Regions from separate parts of the Homo sapiens genome. Here all the other regions are linked to region 2. Evidence: chromatin contacts called from ENCODE Hi-C data. All regions are on one chromosome and are shown on one strand. Each heading gives the region's core, a stretch centred on a gene start or an enhancer-like site at or near the end of the contact. The rest is flanking DNA. Distances are from core to core; before and after follow the strand shown.

The links. A loop is a pair of places that touch in the nucleus more often than their neighbours do. Pooled maps may share reads with other maps.
Region 1: a loop to region 2 is called in a map of ascending aorta, with 12 times the contacts of the local background. The contact joins the promoter of TSPAN17 here to the promoter of MGAT1 in region 2. A Hi-C loop is called at or near these places in 2 of 168 maps with a recorded cell type or tissue (CD8-positive, alpha-beta T cell and ascending aorta) and 11 of 50 pooled maps.
Region 3: a loop to region 2 is called in a map with no recorded cell type, with 5 times the contacts of the local background. The contact joins the promoter of B4GALT7 here to the promoter of MGAT1 in region 2. A Hi-C loop is called at or near these places in 2 of 37 single-sample maps with no recorded cell type and 7 of 50 pooled maps.

The regions. Positions count from the first base shown.
Region 1 is chr5:176,645,160-176,648,827 of GRCh38, reverse strand. It overlaps TSPAN17 (tetraspanin 17), which reads right to left and starts at 1,344. Exons shown (of 9, transcript NM_130465.5): 1 at 1,126-1,344. The coding sequence starts at 1,212. EIF4E1B (eukaryotic translation initiation factor 4E family member 1B) reads right to left here. Exons shown (of 9, transcript NM_001099408.2): 7 at 3,585-3,668; 8 at 3,312-3,451; 9 at 2,184-2,962. The coding sequence ends at 2,848. RefSeq lists enhancers at 1-84, 2,446-2,740, 3,011-3,521 and a silencer at 1,113-1,772.
Region 2 is chr5:180,800,847-180,804,734 of GRCh38, reverse strand. MGAT1 (alpha-1,3-mannosyl-glycoprotein 2-beta-N-acetylglucosaminyltransferase) reads left to right here and starts at 1,929. Exons shown (of 2, transcript NM_002406.4): 1 at 1,929-2,055. RefSeq lists enhancers at 1-495, 950-1,059, 1,203-1,909, 1,910-2,617 and silencers at 1,430-1,479, 1,490-1,569, 1,740-2,099.
Region 3 is chr5:177,598,803-177,602,540 of GRCh38, reverse strand. B4GALT7 (beta-1,4-galactosyltransferase 7) reads right to left here and starts at 2,409. Exons shown (of 6, transcript NM_007255.3): 1 at 2,281-2,409. The coding sequence starts at 2,330. RefSeq lists a silencer at 2,057-2,596 and enhancers at 2,777-2,956, 3,157-3,256.

The DNA of each region.
Region 1 (3,668 bases), core at 95-2,594, 4.2 Mb after region 2:
TGAGAATACAACAAATTGAACTCATTGTATCTGCCTAACAGCCCTCACAGGCAGATTCTTTATCGTCGTCTCCCAGGCAGGCAAGCTGAGGCCCGGAGAGGAGAGATGACTTGCCCAAGGTGTCCCAGCCAGGCCTGCTACAGCCAGGCCTTCTGACTTCTTTGCCAGTGCTCCCACACACTGCCCACACCCTCAAGAGCCTAGCGCTGCAGTGCAAGGACACCCACCACACCAGTGAGCTCGGTGACACGTGGGTGGGGGGCAGTGCCACTGAGTCTTGCTGAACACAAGGGAAAAGGCCTGGCATCTTGACCCAAGGCCTCAGGAGCAGAGACTGCAGAGGGCCACGGCTTTGGAGAGATGGGAAAAATGACCTGGCAGGGCCCAGGGGGACAGATGCCACCCTGGGAGGGGCACTAGTAGCTCCCTTCCCCGGTAGGGGCAGACCCGCCCAGGAGCCTCAGCTTGTCAGCTGTGGAATGTTGAATTCTGTTCCCCAAGGCCAGCTCCCAGGCTCTCAACCGGGGAGATCCTCTCCCAGCCGCCAAGGACTCGCCATTGTCCCTCCCTGCCCCTCCTGGCAGGTCAGCCTCCTTGTGCGGGACTGGGGTGGGCAGAGGACTGTGACCCACCCCACTCTGCAGGAGCCTAAGGTGAGGCACCTGACCCAGGTACTACTGGAAGGGAAAGGAGGCCGGGGAAGGGGCCTGGCGGCTCCCTTCACGCCAGAATCTCCTTACCGGCTAAACCAGGGGTGGGGCTTGGCACGCATCCCACATCCCAGGGTAGGAAGGAGGGCTGGGCGAGAGGGGGCAACCTGCACCTAGCACGCCCCTGGGGTCTTCAAGGAAACACCTTCCCTTTCTCCACCAGGCCTCGGGATTATTTAGGGAGACTCCCTACCCCAACCCCGACCCCACGCTGTCGCTAGGACCCGCCCCCAGCAATCCGGGCCTCTGTAGCTACCTCGGGTGGTCCTGGAAGTGGGCGTGGGTGTGGCAGAAGTGGGGGGATGGTCCCGAGCTCCAAACTCTTGGGGCAGGGAGTGGTCTCCCCCAGCAAAAGACTGAATCTCCCTCTCCCACCACCCCCCAGCACAGGGCAAGGCGCAGACCCCGCGCTCACCCAGAAGACAATGTTGAAGCCAAACAGGAAGTATTTCCCGCAGCAGCCGACCTCAGGTTCCTGGAAATGCTGGTGCTTGCCGGGCATGGTGAGCGGCCACCCGCCGGCCCGGAAACCGGAGCCGGGAGCCAGGCCCAGCGCCCCGCGGGCCGCCCTGGGCTAGAGCCGCCCGGGGCCTAGCCGGGCGGCTGCGGCTTCATGGCCTCGGCCACACAGAGCGCCGGTCGGGCCCCGCCCGCCCCTCAGGGACCGCCCTCAGCATCCAGACCTCCTTGCCCGGAGCCCTGCTGTCCCCGCCTCTGGACCGGGCCCCGCCCCCACAGCCCTCAGTCCCTTTGGAGTCCCGCCTCCTGACCTGGCTCCGCCCCCATAGATCAACTCAGTCCCGCCTGAGCCCCGCCTCTGGACCTGGCTCCGCTTCCCGAGCTCCGCCCCCACAGCCTGATTCGGACCTCCTCGCAGCCCCGCCTTCGGCCAGGCCCCGCCCCCGCGCAGGCCGCCGCCGCGTTTCCCAGCGTCCTGCAGACCCGCCCGGGACGCCGGCTGATGGCGCCGGAGGCCGCCGGGGTGTAGAAGCCTTGCTTCCCCTGCTGGGTACCAGCGCCATCCCAATCCCCAGCCTGCTGTTGGAGCCCATCCCAGGGGAAGGTTAACTGCTGCTCTGGCAGGCGAATGGGGAAGCTGGTCCGGATTGAGTTTTTAACACGTGCAGGACGTTTTGTCATTGTGGAGTCGCATCAGGCTCACCTTCACCCAGCGGAAATCCAGCTCTACTTATCCTGACTCAAACTCAGGCCAAACGAGGGCCTGGGCCTTGGTGCCACGCCGGCTGCGCCCTGCCAGGGGCATATGCCCCCCGGAACCTGGCTCAAGCCCCCTTGGTGGCTGAGTTTCCCCAGCCACACCCCCTGTCCTCCATACTGGCCAGGGTCCCGGTCAGGCTCCTTGGTACCCAGTGATCTCACATGAGCCCCTGTAAGACAGGACAGAGGCAGATCAAAGTTTGGGGGAACCTGAATCTTACTCCAGTTTGAAGCCCTCTTAAAAATAATTCCAACTTTGTTCAGAAGTATTTATTTAAAACAGGAACAGAAAGATGCTTAAGCTTTTATTATCAAGTTTATCCACTTCCACCACTTCTACCAGAACCTTGGTGAGGCCTAGCCCAGCATCCCTCCACCTCCACTTCAGTCTGGCCCTGAGGCAGGCAAGGCCCAGACAGCCCTGGTCACAGCTGGGGAGAAGGGGAGCGGCCTTGCAAGGCTCTCTCAGTCCTCAGCAACCCACGTATCCCTCTGTACAAATGATGGCGTTCACCCTCCAGAATGTCTGTGCCCTTGAGCCCACCACCCATGGAAGAGTCTGTCTCTCAGGCCACCTCACCTCCTTCCTGGGTGGAAACAGTAAACGCTGGACTATGGGTTTCTCCGCCTACCATAGAGCCCTCCTTCCCCGCCATGACTCACCCCACCCTCAGGAGTTTTTTCCACCCTGCTGCTGTCCTGTGGCCCCAGGACAAGCTAGGTCCTCAGACTGCCACCACTACCCCCATCTAGCCCCTAAGGCTCAGGCCCCAACTCATGTTAAAGAGTGTTTGCATTCCTGTTCACTTGAGGACAGGTAAGAACTAGGCTGTCTGATCCCCAGTCCCGCCCCATCCCCCAAAGTAATGAGGCTCAGTGGCGGCTGTCCCATTACATAGGAGGGGTGCCAAGGCCCCCCTCACACCACAAACTTGTTCTTGGCTAGGGAGTTGCTCTTGGTGGCTGTGTCTGCATGGGCCTGGTACCCAATGATGGTCTTTGGGGAGAGGCCCAGGCGCTCTTTGTATACACGCCTGCAGGTGCGGGGGACACAGAGGAAAAGAGACACAGGTAGTCATCAGAGGGTCCTAGAGATAACTTAGGCCACCAGACTCCTACCCTCATTCTGGCCACAGCCACACCTGTTGTGTCTTACCCATGTGGAAACCCAAAATATGACCCCCTTAATGCAAAAGGAGAGCTGCACTGCCGTAAGAGAAAGTTAGAAATCTGAACGCCAGACCTTCCATACAGGTGGGCAAGGCAGAAGGGAGGGAGGCTATGGAGACTTTCAGAGGTCTCCCATGCAGGCCAAGCCCCCTCCACCCACCTTCCCTCTAGCAGAGACCCAAGTCCCCACCCTGTGCCAGAGACCCTCCTCACCCAACGTGCAGCACGCCCGCCTGGTTTTCCGCCTCCCTCGTCCACACAGCGATCTTGTCCCCCTTGGTGCGGATGTTGACGACGGCCCCACATACCTCTCTGCTGTGTTCCTCAAAGCTCTCCCCGATCAGACACAGCAGCTGGACCCGAAGTAGGGGGTTGTGAGATCACCGGCTGGGACATAGGGACTGGCCTGCCATCCTTGAGACCACTGCCACCATGAGACCCACACAGCCCGTCTCTTCCCCTGAGGACCCTCCTCCTCCAACTCACCGTCTCCAGCCACAGCCGGTCCAGCTCAATGTGGCGCTGCTGCTTGGCCAGGCTGACCAGCCAGCGGCCACCCCGTTTATTCCT
Region 2 (3,888 bases), core at 680-3,179:
TTTTGGCTCCTCATGTCTTGGATCTACAAACCAGTGTTTCCCAGCCTTTTCACTTTTAGGAAACACAATTGTTTTTTCCTTTACGCCTTGACACCTAGTGTGAGTGTGCAGAGCCCCCAGGCCCCTGACTCCTCCATTAGGCAAACATAGGGCAGAGGTGACAGACACTGGCCTCTGACTGGCATATCCGCCTGGGTTCGAGGCTCCTGCCACAGTGCGCGCAGTCAGCTAAAGTGGAAGCCACGGGCTTCCCGCACATCGCACACTGCACACGGCGGCCTCGGTGGGCCTGCCCTTCTCCCACTCCACCTCCAGGTCTGGGCTCTGGCCACTTAAGCGGAGGCTTCACGGCAGCGCCTGAGAGGAGACAGAGCCCTCTCAAAGCACTGGCGCTGGAGGATGTGTGCGGGGGTGTTGGGGGGCGCACAGGAGTGCCCGGTCTAAAACCTGGCTATGCTCCCCACCAGGTCTGGTGGCTTGCAGCACGTTTGCACTTACCCTGAGCCTCAAACTAGTTATCTGTAGAATGGGGATGATAACGCTCACTCCGCAGAGCTGCTGAGGCTTGAAGGACAGGCCGAGGGAGGGTTTGGCCCGTGAGGCCCCTCACCATGCCTGGTGACCCCTTAGCAGTTTTGATTTAGGTCCTCGCCTCCACGCAGGGGCCTGCGGGTGCGCGCGGCCCTTTGTTTCTCTAGAACCCTGCACGATTCGTGGTTTCATGTAGAAACAAGTTAGTGAGCAGTCAGTCAGTAACCACAGGCCGCAGAGTTCCGGGCTGCTCCGTGCTCTGGAACACGGGGGAGGGGTTGATGTCAGGGGCGTGGGTCCTGATCACATGGCAGCAGCCCTTCTTGGGGAAGTCAGCTACCCAGCAGCCTGTAGTCCTCGGCTACCCACCCTCACCGCCTGGGGTCCCATGGTGAGACAGCTGGGTGGGCATCAGGCTTCTGCAGAGGGCCAGGCCGGAGGGAGCTGGGCGAGGGAGTGGGGCTGGCTCCTGGCTTGCACCGGCCTCGTGGAATCCAGGCCTCAGACCTGATCGCTGGCGAAACTGGCTCTGTGCGCTGGAGCCCCTGGTCTTCTGCGTCTGTCCTCCTCCCGGCCAGACTTTACTCCTGGCTCAGCGACAGGTATTTGCTATGGAAGAGCTGTCCCTCCCTCCCCTCGGTGGGCCTGGGTCCACCTCCACCTCCTCTTCAGGTCCGCACCTTCCTCCCCTTTAAAACACCAGCCGGGCGCAGACCCGTTCTAGGCTTTTCCATGGTGCTTCCGCCAAAGCTTGTGACCGAGTCCTTCCCGCCTAGGGCTGGTGGGCCTCCCCTGCTGGTAGGTCTCTCTTCGCTTTCTTTACTCAGAACTGAAGCTCTCATTCCCCACCCACCAAGGAAAAACAAAAGGGAAGAAGCCACAGCTGGCCCCGGCTTGCTTTGGCACAGGTGTTTCCCCCCGGCCCCCCGTCGGGCACCCTGGTTCCTGTTCTGTCCCTGCCCCACGCGACCCTGGGGCTCCCACCCGGGCTCCTCAGCCTCCCCTGGGTTGGGGTGGGGGGACTGGCTCCCAGCCCTTGGCCTAGGGTTTGGTGAACGCCTTTCCTGGACTGCGGGCCCACTTCAGGCGCGGCTCCAGGCTGGGCAGCTGCGCTGGAGGGCCGAGGGCAGGGGTGGGGTCGGGCGTCCACCCTCAGGGTTGCGCCAGGGAGCCGGAAAGCCGACTCCCGAAGTTGGGGTCCTGGGAAAACTTGGGTCCTGGGTTGACTGAGAAGCGGCGGGGAAAGGAGGCGGGCCAGGAGGAGGGGGCCTGGCGGACGCCGGCCGGGGGGCGGGGCGCGGCGGGGCTGTCGGTCACGCCCCTCAGTCCGCCCCGCCCCGCCCCGCCTGCCGGGGAAGGGCCACGTTGCCCGCCCGGCCGTCCGGCCCCGGCGCGCCGCAGAAAGGGCTGGCGAGTCGAAAGGCGAGGCGGCCGCGGCAGCGCTTGGGACGCGCCTGGGCACCGGGCTCGCTCCCTGCGCCCCGGAGCAGGCCAAGTTCGGGGCCAGGACGTCGGGAGGACCTGGTGAGTAGGTGTCCGGGGACGGAGGTCAGACCGGGGGAGGCCTCGCGGGCGCCGAGAGGGAGCCCAAGGGACGTCGGGTCGCCCCAAAGCCCCGGTGCCCATGAGTGCTAGCGAGAGGGGGCTTGGCTGGGGAGCGGCCCGGTCCGACCCGGTGCCAGCTGCGCGTTAGTCCCTTCCCGAGCCGAGAGGTTGGAACTCCGCCTTCTGCTTTCGGAATCCCGGGCCTCCAGCTGTTAGAGGAAGGGCGGGCTCCGCGGACTGGGGAGGATGTTGTGAAACTCGGCCCCGGGCGTCCGTGCGTGCGGGGCAGGGAGGGGGTGGGATTGGGGAGTGGCCTTTCCCCCCTAACCTCACTCCAGCATCCTTTCCCCAAGTTAATAGAGGCTGATTCTCCTCAGCAGAAAGGAAATGTTGATTCAGTGTTGAAATATATATATAATAAGTTGGCAAGAAAACTTTTCTTCCTGTTTGCTAACGTGTGTGGAGTAGAGAGCCCCGGGACGTGCAGTGCCCGCGTCTGATAAACTCTGAAGTAGAGGGACTGTGGCTGGCCGGCTCCCTGAAGGCTGAAGCTTCACTTTGGTTAACCCTTGCTGCTGTAGTGGGTCTGCCGTTTTGTTTTAGAACATCACTGGCTGAGATGTTGCCCAGCTTTATTTTCAGTCATTTACGGTATTTTTTCAGGCCGTGTAGCCTTTGCTCTTACGTGCTCACATCATCCAGGATCTGCCTTCCATCAGCAATCACTGCGTCCTGGTCCTTCCCAATTCTGGGGACCATTGAGCTCACCCATTTCCCTGCTTCTGTGTCTCATTCTCACTGTTAGAAGCACTGCGGTATGCCTGACCTCAGTGGCCTGTGTTAACAAGGGAAACTCATTACTGTTCGGGGCAGTAGGGAAATTGTCACTGTCGTCAGTATCCAGGCAGTGGGACCTTGTGATGAACCAAATCAACCCTGTCACCTTATAGATGAGAGAACTAAGGTACAAGTGGGTCAAGTGACTTGTCCAAAGTTGCCTGGCTTGCTGGCTGGATCGCCTGAATCCCAGGCCTCATGCCTTTTGTGGCACTTGTATTTAGCTCTTCTTTTCCAGGATGAATAACCTGCATCCCTTCCCTCCTAGGTCTTATTCTCTCAACTCTTGAATTATTTAGTGTATCTTCTCTGACTACCTTTCTTTTTTTTCCGTCCTGAAATTATGGGCCTGGTACATGATACAGGAGTCCAGCCAAGGTCTAAGAACGAACATGAAAGCAGTTCAGTTAGAGTTCCATTACCTGTGACATGTCTATATTTTCTGGAATTTTTACGTAGTGCTTTTTAACTTTAAGCAAAGCAGAGATAGAAGGGAAAATCTGTTACCATTTCTTCCACTTCTGTACTTAATTTTACAGCTAAATATAACTTCTCGCTTATTGCTCATGATTGGAAGTTGACTATCTGGTGTTCACTTGCTATTTAAGAAACATTTTTTGCCAGATAAAGGAAATAGGCTGGAGAACACCATGGTATCAGAGTGTTAGAAAGGATCTCACAGCTCCTAGGCAGTCCTTCAAATGCTTCAGAAACTGAGTGAGCCCCATAGGGGCAGGTGGCGCCTACCCAGAGCCACCTCGGTTTTAGCTGAAGGGTTTTGTACTGAAAAGACTCACTTCTCATCTCCCACCATGGTGCAGATGTCTTTGTACCTGGTGGTGTGGATTGGCTGTGTCACCTCCCTAAAGGAGTTGTGAAAACTCTAGAAAGTCAAAGCCAGTTTTGAGTCTGTGCCTTGCATGCCAGTCTCATAAATGACATCATTAGGAACTCAGGTCAGGATTAAGGGCAGTT
Region 3 (3,738 bases), core at 1,160-3,659, 3.2 Mb after region 2:
CCAGCACTGCCCCCTGCCCCCATAATGCTCCCACTTTTGTATTCCCACGGCATCTTCCCACTTTTTTGTAATGCCTTGTGTCCTTGCTTCTCAGGCCGTGTCAGATTCTTATCTGTGGCCCCAGCACAGCAAGCACAGGCCAGACAGCAGAGAGCTTGCCAAGTGAGTTACAGAAAGGGGTAAGGCAGTCAGGGCATGCCTTAAGTCACATGCTAAAGCCAGACCAACTCCTCCCTTTTTCTAGAGAGACCGCCAACCTGGAAGCCAGTAGCCTTGCAGCCAGGCCCAGGTTCCACACGCAGCTGAGAGGTGGCCTGGTAGGAAACCCCCCAGGGCTTCTGACTTACCCCCCATTATCCTGTGGTGGTGGATTCAGCTGGGGAGGAGCACAGCCCAGTCCTGAGAGTGGTCTGGGAAGGCTGGAACCTCTACAGATTCTCCCTTGCCCTCTGGGCTTTTTCTGGGGACAGGGTAGAGACTGGAGAGATGGATATGGGGTGATATCCCACCTTCATGAAAAGAAGCAGTGACTATTATCCAGGGGAACGGCGTGGACTGGGTACTCCGAGCACGTCCACACGCTAATTCCCTCGGCCCTGCTCCCCTCTCCTATGAGGACCACATCCCCATGGGCATCATCCTGTGCTCTAAGAGCACAAACCGCAGAGCAACTGGATTGAACCCAGAGTCCCAATTCCTCAGGACAGTGGACACCGAGAACAATTGTTCCTGGTGCCACCAGGTGGCAAACCAGATTTGCAGTCCCAGTGGCTCCCAGGCCCAGGCCACCCTGGCTCTGAGGGGCAGTCCAGAAGAGGCTTTGTCTCCCTCATCAATCACTGCCCAAGACTAGTAAAAGGCGGATTCAAACCCAGGCAGGCTGGCTCCAGAGCCTACACTAGATAGCTACACTAGCCTGCATCAGTTGCGTGGATCTTTGCACCAACCCTGTGTCAAAAGCACAGAATTGACATCAGTAAATTTCTCTGGAAACAGCTATGGAAAAGGATCAGGAAATAGAAATGCTCCTCTGTTACCTTTCCTTTCTTGTCTCATACAGACCTTCGTACTACGAGGTTTGAATCCTCAGCTGCTCTGGTTACAGGACCTCAAAACTGCAAAGGTAACGGGAAGACAACTGGCACCTCCTGTTGTGCTAGGCAGTGCCATGCTCTTTACATGTGTGCGGTCCTTTAATCCTCACACAGCCCTGCAGAGCCAATACTGTCATAACTGGCTCAGTGACGGAAAGGCTGCGGTCGGACAGATGCAGGGGTCTCTGCTCACATAATTACGGAGGACTCCTGCCCAGGTCGAACGCTAGTCCACGCTTTCTATTATATTCCTGTTTTCCCCTTTCAACACCAAGTCTGAAAAATCCCCAAAAGTACAAGTTGTGGCCACTAAATTCCAGAATCTTATGGCACCTGACGGACTTAAGAAACATGAAGGAAATGAGGTGTCATTCACGAGGAGGAGATCCAGTCATGTGTTCTGTGAGAAGACTTACAGGGACACATCTCAAGTGCCCCACGAATGGAGGCAGTCAAATCGCTTTCCCCATTCTGCTTTAGTGAGAAACAAAATTAGCTAAGGTGTGGGCCAAGCTCGCATCTTTCACGTAGGGCCAATACAGCTGCACAGGAAATGGACTAATGCGTGTATAAGGAGTGTCTAGTACGTGCCAGGCAGTGACCAGCCAGGCAGAGCACGGAGCTTCTGTCTGGTGGGTTCTGCTGGTGGCCTGCGAAGGATGGGGGGAAGTGTTAAGGAGGAAGGGTAGGGTCTGAGGCTATATGGATGTGATGAGGAAGGCAGAGACCAGAGAAACGGAATACACGTCCTCAGGGATCAGAGACAAATTGAGAAACACAAATCCATGGTGAGAGGTCAGCGGAGTCAGAGACCCGCATGCAGATAGAGGGAGGCTGGTGGAGAAACACAGACACAACGAAACACATAACGAGAGAGACTAGCAAAGAGGGGATCAGAAACTCACAAAGGGAAGTCAATGGAGAAATACGGACCCACGGGCCGGGGGGAAGGTGCTGGGGGAAGGACGAGTGCCGCGGAAAGGGAGAGGGGGCGGGGGAGGCAGAGACCCACAGGGACAGACAGAAACCGGAACAGAGCGCCAGGGACCCACAGGGAGAACCACACGCCCTCACAGAAACCCGCAGACATGGAGACGTGATGGCCTCGGGTTCCCAGATTCCGCCGGCGGCCGAGAAGGGAGCGGCGCCCGGGAGGACGGGGCCCGGGCCCACCGCCGCCGCTCACCTGCCGTCCTCCCAGGGCAGCTGCGCCGCTTTCCTCCGCGAGGGGAACATCGTGCGGAGAGGCGGCGGCGCATGGGGCAGGCGCTCGCAGCCCGGCCGGCCCGGCCTCCCGGGCCTACGCGGCGCCTCCGCCTCCCGCTCCGCCCAGGCCTGTCCGCCCCGCCCCCCGGTCCGCCGGGTCCGCCGCTCCGGCCGCGCCGCCAGCTCCCGGAGCCGCCGCCTCCAAGGTTCTGCTTGCGAGCAGCGCGGGCGCGCCTCCCTCTCTGGGCGGCTCCTTCCTAGCCGCCCCGGGACCCGCCTGGAAGCCCGAGAAACTGAAGCCCAGAGGCCCAGGGCCTCCCAACAAATCACTGGGCTGGGACTGGACCTAAGAGTCCAGACTCCCAAACCAACGCTCGGGGAGAATCTGCATCTCCGTCCTCTTTCCGAGGGGAGGCGGGAGCGTCCCGGGGTCCCCGTCTCGGCCCAGGCGGCGCGTTCTCCGCGCAAGCTTGGAGGGGCAAAGCCAAGCTCACGGCTCGGCGCTGAGTTCAGCTGACAGCCCGCGCAGGCGTTAGGAGCCGAGCCCTGAAGACAAGTTGACTGAATTTGAAACCCGACTCTGCTTGCCGGGCGCGGTGGCTCACGCCTGTAATCCCAGCACTTTGGGAGGCCGAGGCGGGCGGATCACGAGGTCAGGAGAGCGAGACCATCCTGGCTAACACGGTGAAACCCCGTCTCTACTAAAAATACAAAAAATTAGCCGGGCGTGGTGGCGGGCGCCTGTTAGTCCCAGCTACTCGGGAGGCTGAGGCAGGAGCATGGTGTGAACCCAGGAGGCGGAGCTTGCAGTGAGTCGAGATCGCACCACTGCACTCCAGCCTGGGTGACAGGGCGAGACTCCGTCAAAAAAAAAAGAAAAGAAAAAGAAAAAGAAACTAGACTCTGCCAATTCAGCTGTGTTTTGACCAAGCCACATCTCTGCATCTGTTTCCTCACCTGGGTATATCAATGGCTCCTATTCTATATGGTAGCTGTGGGGATTCAAGGAGAAAGTGCAAACACTTGTGCAGCGCTAGGCACACAGTTCAACGCCATATAAATGACAGCTGTCATCCAGGAAAAGGGTACTTTGGTGGAGCTGAGAACTGAAGAAGGGAATAGGAGACTGAGTTCCCATATCTGCCCCGTCACCGTGGGAACTTAACCATCCCCCTCACCCCCAGCCCCCCCACCCCTCCTACTAGCCTCCTACCTGGGGAAAGAAAGCGGCAATTGTTAGACTTGACCTCCTCTGCTCTTCCAGGCAAACTTTTAAGTTTCCTAATAGATAGCAAACATCTATTAAGTTCTTATTATGTGCCAGTCATTGTTAATAGTTCTTACTACATGAGGGTTATCTCACGTAGTCCTTATCGGTAGGTGCTTATCCCCAAGTTAAAATTGAGAGAACTGAGGCACAGAGAGGCAAATCAGGTAG